Regions from separate parts of the Homo sapiens genome. Here region 2 is linked to region 1. The links are chromatin contacts, found by Hi-C in ENCODE. All regions are on one chromosome and are shown on one strand. The core of a region is the stretch at or near the end of the contact, and the rest is flanking DNA. Distances in the headings are between cores, read along the strand shown.

Region 1 (3,531 bases), core at 189-2,688:
ACATGTCAGAGAAGATGGCTGAAAACCCCTGCTGGAAACCATTCCCCACCACATCCTTATAGGCCTTAAAAATAGTAGAGATGATCTCATGTGGTTAGTCGTAAAACTCTGGAAAGTAACTTTGGAGAACCCGGTGTTGATCAGACCTTTACTGAGGCCATGCACCACATGTGCAGAGCCATGGCTTATGCCTGGGACTTGGAGAGTTTAGGAGGAAAGCCACCGCTACCATGAGAGTATAAAAAGGAGGTCAAAAGATGAGAGCAAATGAATGAGTTTAACTGGGGATCAGAGCATGGAGGCAGATGTGCAGAGTTAAAGCCTATGGAGGATGATTATCTGAAGCACTCTTCTACCATGGGAGCAAAGGCAGGGGTCGGGGGCTAGTTTCAAGTGAAGGAGATGAGAAGCAAGTTATGGACATTAGGAGGACTTTGTTGGGTGGACTTGTAAGAGAAAATGGTCTAAAAATTACCCAGAGTCCCACAACCCAACATTTTGGTGCATATGCTTCCAAAGTTTTCTCTAAGCTCAAACAGCTCCCCCATCCCCGCCATACTTCACACAGTTTTATATCCTATTTCTTTCACTTACAAAAACATCGTGGACATTTTTCTAAACCATCAACTGTTCTGTGCACCATGATTTTGGGGTAGATAACTGTCATTCTATCATACAGATGTATCACAATTTATTTAACAATTTCCTACTTGTGGGCTTTTCTGTTCTTTCCAATATTTCACTAAAGAACACTATGATGAATGGCCTCATACTCAAATTAATTTTTACAACTTTGATTGTTTTCTTACAACAAATTCTCAGACGTGGAATTGCTGACTTGAAAGTTGTGCACTTATTTAAGCACTGTGAAAACTATCGCTACATTCCTCTGTAAACACACCATTCCTACCATCACTAGCAATGAGGAAAAGCACTGAATTTGCAATGCTTTCACCAACATTTACCTTTGGTGAATTAATTCTGAGTAGGAGAATATCATAGAGGATTTTGTGAACGGAGCTGGTCCTTGAGGGAATGGCAAGATTTCAATCATCACGGAAGTTGAGGAGGGACACTTCAAGGCAAGAAACTTAGCACAGCTGCTTGGATACCGATGCTGTTTTTGGAGAATTCGAAAGTCTAAGTGTACTGAACTGTGTTGGCCCTGGGAACACAGAGGGGGAATAGACAGAAAAGGCAAGCTAGGACGGAACCATAGAGGGCCTTGAATGACATTCTAAGGCGTTTATATTTTATTCTACAGCAATTCTAAGCCATTAGCAGCTTCTGAGCAGGGAAGCAATGTGTTTTTCATGCTATCTTGAGGATGCCAAGAACCTGCCAGAAGGTTGTGAAGTGGCAGGATTGGGTTTCATAGTTTTGACAGTAACCAGGAGACATGTCTATTTTTCCCCCTCTGGTGTGACGTTGAGGTTGGAGCACTTCACTGGTGTTCCAATATGCTTCCTATTAAAAGGACAAAACCCCAGCCAAACAAATCGAAAGGGGTGAGAGAAGAACAAATGTATGCAGACCAGGCAGAACAGAATGCAGCCGGGCCTGCAAGTAACATTTGATAATTTATCTTAGTCCTTATTTCGCTCATCAATATTTTATGTCACCAGGAAACTCCAGCTTCATTTTCTGGTAATGAATTTATCATGAGACTAAGAGCAAGTTGCTGAAACAGATGCCTGGGGAAGCCGGGGAGAAGGAAGGCAGCTCCGAGCCTCCGTCTGCTGACTCTGCCACCCTGCAGGGCAGAGGTGATACCAGGCCAAGAGAGAGCACCCTGGCCCTGGGAGTGGGGCCCACATTCACTGTGTAGGTAACTGATTCTCCAAATAAACCCTCTTCAGAAAATGCCTTCCCTCCCTGGAATGCTGAGCTGTCAGGGAAGGTAAGTCAACACCACTGAGTAATCACCCCATCGCTCCCTGGGCAAAGAGCCCTGTCATTGAACTGAGGGGAAACACAATATTGAGATATAAGCCCTGGTTCTCACAGAATCTGCCATCTTTTTCTGCATCCTAGCAGCATGATAGAGTGCTTGGAATGTGGCAGGCACTCAAACTGCCTTCTGGGGTAGGTGAGTAACTGCCAAAGGCCACCCCTTGAGCATTCTGGTGCCTAATTTCCACTCTAACTTTGACTTCCTGTGTGACTAGGGTAAGTCACTCAATACAGTCTAGCTTCAGAAACCTTATTTCGCAAAAAGGAAAAAAAATAATTACAACAGCAGCAGACATTTCCATAGCACTTATGATGGGTACTTCCGAAGTTATATATATTCAATGAATTTTCCCAACAATAAGATACTAGTATTACTTGTATTATGCAGATGAGGAAATGTATGCCTAGATAGGTCTAAGACCTGGCCCAAGGTCAAGGGCAGGTTTTGAATCCAGGCTTCTGGTCTTCATCCCCACCCTATGCCATCTTGTGTCACCTGTGTCAGGTAGAGCTCCTCTTGTTGCAAGTGATCAAAAAAAAACAAACTTTTTTTTCACCCAACTCAAGCTGGCTGAAGCAATCATCGAATTTATTGGCTTACAGAAAATTCAAGGTACATACATTCCTGGTTCCAAGTAAGGCTTGATTCAAGGCCTCAGATTATGTCCCCAGGACTCCATATCTCACTATCTCAGCTGCAGTTCCTGTAGTGGGGGCTCCATTCTCAGACAGGCTCCCCTGTATGGATTCAAGATGGTGGCACCTATTCCACATCCTGCATTCTCGTGGCATTTAATTGGTGAGAAAAAGCAAACCTCCTTTCCAGTATGCCTGGCAAAAGTCTCATGGTATCTCATGGGCTCAGATCAGGCCCTGTGGCTCCCCATCCAGTCTAGCTGCCAAAGGAATGTGATGTGGTGATTGCAGGAGGTGTCAGTGGCATGCTTAGCCACTCTGAATGCCCAGGCTCATTTAGGGGAAGAGGTAAGCTCTACAGAGGGAGAGCAGAATACAGTTGTCAAAGAACAGGCAATGCATATCAGGTGGCAAATGCAATAGATATCTACTCTACACTCCTTGTACTCCAAGAAAAATATTGAAATGCTGATGGAAAGACATCAGTTGAAGGGTCTCCCTTAAAAGAAAGATGAACTTTCAGCTCAACTCTGCCAAAAAGGTAGAGACCATCAGTCAGTCAAAAAGCTTCTACATCATCTGGCATTTCCTCCTCCTCCCTCTTCTCCAGACCATCTGGAACATTCTCTGCTCCTCAAACACACCAACAGCCTCTGGCCTCAGGCCTTCGAAGCTCCTGTCCCCTCTGTCTACAATGCTGGTCACATGGAGATCTATGTGCCCGTCTTCCTCATGATATTCAGGTTGCTGCTCAAACGTCAATGTCACCACAAAGGCCCTTTCCGGCCATGCTATCACTCTCGGTGCTTTAGTTTTTCTTAAAGTACTCATAAGCATTGAGGAGTCCATATATTCACCAGCCATTTACTTGTTTGTTGTCTGTGTCCTCATGAGAAGCTAAGCTCTGTAAGCACAGGAGCTTATTTCGTTCAATGCCATGTC
Region 2 (3,934 bases), core at 756-3,255, 110 kb after region 1:
AAGCTGGCCATGGGGGCAGCTGGCCCTGATCAGAACTCACCTTCTCCACCCCCCAATCACTTAGAGGCTTCTCTTCTGGAGCTCTCCTCTCAATAAATGGCAGCATTATTCATCCACTAGCCAGAACCCCAGGCATCATCCCTCTCCCTTTCCTCTCGTCCACCCTACAGCGACATCCTGTGGCTTCTACCCCCGCTGAAGGCTTCTCCGTTTTTGCCGCATCTTTCCGTTTGTCACTGCCGCCTCTCACCTATTTCAACCTTCATTTCCCTCTCACCTGGTCTTCTGAAAGAGCTATTCCCAACTCAGGTGGAAGAATCCTTAAACACCACCAACCCAATTTGTGTTCACCCATCATCACTGCATCTCCACAGGGGTCAGCCAGTGGGAGGAGCACTGGCCAGAGACTGGCCAGGAAAGCCGCAGCGATCCTTGCATTAGCGTTGGGGAGAGACGGCCATTAAAAAAATAAACATGAAAAAGAGTTTTATTGTAAGTTGGGTAAGTGCTCTGCAGGAAAAGCTCTGTGTACTTCGAGATTGCTTAATCAGGGAAACACAATTTCAATGGAAGCAGTCAGAAAAGACCTCTCTGAAGAGTGACTTTTGACCTGATGGAGTCATGGTTTCCTCCTTAAAGCCTTTCATCACTTCCCCTTTCTGAAGATAAAGATAATCCAGGGCAAAGCCAGATGTAATTGGCTTCTGCTTCCCTTCCTGTCTAAATCCGTCTTCACTTTCTCCCCAGCTTTTCCCTCTCCAGCCACCCTGCTCTCTGTTCCCTGAAGATGTCACTGAGGAAACACCTTCTTGTCCCATTTCCCCCAGCCAATCCTCATCAGGTATGAATTAACATCACTTGCTCTAAGAAGCCATCCCGGAGCACCCTGAGGAGGATCCCCTGAGTGTGGTGTCATGTATATTGATCCTTCCTTATACCAAACGCTCTTGTAACCACCTCCTCAAAACCTGTTAAAACTCTCAACTCCGTATTTGTAGAGGAATGTCAGTCTTTTTTCTTAGTATAGCCCCAGGGCCTGGCTTATTAAAGGTACTTAACATGTAACTGCTACATAATCAAAGAAATAAATGAATTACTTCACTGACGTGGCTTTGTAAAGACCCAGAACCTCAGAATTAGAAAGGACCTCAGAAGTCATGTGCTCTTCCTCCCACCAAGTCAGACATGGCAGATATATCACAGTCTCTCCAAGCCTTGCACCTGTCTCCCTCGCTCAGCCACAAGCTCTTCACAGGCAGGGACAGCAGCTGATTCATCTTGGTATCTTCCTCCTCCACAGAATTATGAACCAGAGAGCTCCAAAAGGATCATGATCTCCACCCACAGGCTAGAAACTATGTGGGACGAAGCCAGCAAGTGACTTCCTAAAGGGATTTCAGCAGAGCTAACTGTGAATAGCCCCATCCAGACTCCTCCTGCTGAATTTCCTCATCTGCTTCGTTTCACGGACGCTCACTCCAAACTCGCGGCCGCCCTGCCCCGCCTGTCATCCCATAGTACCCAAGATTCCCACTTTACAGCATTCCATTTTCTTCCAAGAATTCCCCTCCAGGCATCACACTGTGCCCCTCCTGCTGGCCAAATGCCTAGAGACGCCCTGGCTTCTCCTCGGCACTGTGATCTGTTATAGGGAATTAACAAGGAGCCAAAGACTAGCACACGTGCACTCGCGCGCACACACTCACCTCAGGGAGCTCCAGAAACGGCGTTTTCTTCATTTCCCCGTCTTTGGGGCGGCCTCCAGCTTTAAGTCCTCCACTTTTGGCAGCAGCCTTTCCCTTTGGGAGAAAGACAAGCAACTTTAGAGTGATATGGAAATCTCCCCCTAAACATTTGCAAGCCTTGCAGGACTTGGAGCTGGTCCCAAAGCAAATTCAATCAGCCCTTTCTTCCCCCGACACTTGCTGCCTCCAGCTGAGCCCCATCTCATACAGTGAAGCCCAGTGAATGGGTGCACCTGATAAGTCCCGAGAGGCCCCAGCCCCACACCAAGAAAAAGAGCGAGAAAGCCACCACGAGAAAGGAGGAGTGGGGAGGGAAGGAAATGGGGCCAGGCCTGGGACAGCTGCCATACTGAGCCTGCTTTTGACAAAGGCCTCTTCCTGCACTGAGAAGGACCTTCAGCTAAAACATGAATTTACACGGCAAGGAAGTGATCCTGCTGGCCTGTGGGCCCAGTTCCTGAGCTTTTAAAGACTGAAAATGTTCAGCTTTTCAGTGTTTGACTCAGAAAGCCCTAAATCCCTCTGCCTTCTCAGATTAATAAATGATATTTGCAACTGGATACTGTGATACTGGTACTTCTCCCATCTCTTATCCATAAAAACCTAATTGTAAAACATTCACTGAATTCGATCCTCTAATGAGACAATGAAATTTCAAAGGATCCATAAAGACAGGCAGACGAAAGCCTTCAGTACACAGTCCTATGTGCTCTGAAAATATAACAGTACGTGTGTAATTGTGTCTTCCCGAGCAGTAGGAGAATGGGTGGGGCACTGGGAGTAGGAGAGGCAGAAGGACAGGAGACTGACCTAATGAACATAAGGTTGAATGTTGAACCCTAATTCCGCAGGGCAGCCACCCACGACAAAATCCAAGGTGTTGTCCTAATCCTTCTTCATATTGATGGTTAAGCAATATCTTTTCCAGCTGTCACATAAACTCCCTGACTGCCGTCAGTACACGCTAACCCAGGATTTCCCTAGCAAAGCTCCCACCAAATCCCATTACATCAAAATAAGTATCAACATATTCAGAGGATTTGTACACCCTTAAGTGAGGTCTCTCACCTCACACTGTCACAGTCTAGGCATCTAAAAAGAGTGAATCCAAGGGGAATTGAAAAACCGGATGATGAAACACCTCCCACGGTGCAGGGTTAGAACGCTATCTGCAGCCTTCAAGCAGCAACAAAGTGTTTTGTTGTGTTGAGTTCTGTTGTGCTTTTTGGTTGACTCAGGCCTGTGTGAGAGAAACGAAACATGAGCCTTGAAGCCAGTCATGAGTTTTACTCCAGACTCTGCTATTTTGTGACGTTAAACGTAGCACTTAACTTCTTAGCACCTTGGTTCTCTGGGATGGAAATAGGGGTAGGAGTGGAATAATACTTCTTTTGGTTTATAGGTTTTTAGGCTCGTAATTGTTATTATCAATGACATTTGTGTTTTGGGAGAGCTGCTGTATTCTCCACAACGTCCCTGTGATAGGCAGAAGATCTGAAAAGCCTGCCCTGCGCAGGTGAGGCAGTGCATCACTAGGACCTACACAGGTACAAGACCCAGAAAGCCGTATTTGCTGATCCTGACTGGTAAGTGACACAACATCCTCATGAACAATACACAATGCCTCAGGTGTAAACACAGATATCCTTTAAAGCAACCCAGTCATTTCCGAAGTGTGCTTCAGTGACTATCAACTATGGATTCCTACTCAGCTGCAACTTCTGATTTCCTAAATAAATCTTCCATCTCCCAAAAAGAAGACTGAAAACACATCTCTACCTCCCCATCAAGGACAGTCATCTCTGAGAAGGGACAGGGAGGCCCCAAGAGCACTGGTCAGTGACAATGTCCCACAGGGGGGCCTACTCCTGTTGCTGGTGCATTCTCACCATGGAGACACTCCCAAACCCCGGGCCCACACAGACAGCTCGGATCAAACTCATTTCCTGCCTGCAGTCTGTTTCACTCCTTCTAGGCCCCTTCTGCAGGAGCCCGAGGATGCAGCTGTGTTTGCACTAACATTCCTGCAAGGGGGAGAGAACATTGCTGCAAGGCAATAAGAGGACGATAATTAAAACAAACAATAAAATGAAAATTTCATCAGCATTTTCAAAATAGGAGTTTTCAACTAGCAGCATTTTGCACAGAGCTGGGACAATTCCATTCTGGCAGACATCCTAAATCCTTTG

The links. A loop is a pair of places that touch in the nucleus more often than their neighbours do. Pooled maps may share reads with other maps.
Region 2: a map of heart right ventricle shows a loop between it and region 1 (2.7-fold over the local background). The contact joins the promoter of LINC02743 here to the enhancer-like site in region 1. A Hi-C loop is called at or near these places in 5 of 168 maps with a recorded cell type or tissue (Right ventricle myocardium inferior, dorsolateral prefrontal cortex, heart left ventricle and 2 more) and 7 of 50 pooled maps.

The regions. Positions count from the first base shown.
Region 1 is chr11:133,695,978-133,699,508 of GRCh38, forward strand. No RefSeq gene overlaps it. Among named protein-coding and RNA genes, the nearest start is that of LINC02743, 110 kb to the right of the region's middle. Within about 2 kb of position 1,439, at least 3 of the 41 ENCODE cell types and tissues checked have a DNase peak (open chromatin) inside an H3K27ac peak, as active enhancers do; they include heart right ventricle, where a contact is called at or near this core.
Region 2 is chr11:133,808,371-133,812,304 of GRCh38, forward strand. It overlaps LINC02743 (long intergenic non-protein coding RNA 2743), which reads right to left and starts at 2,006. Exons shown (of 3, transcript NR_120444.1): 1 at 1,979-2,006; 2 at 1,707-1,799. RefSeq lists enhancers at 1-429, 430-1,096, 1,097-1,763.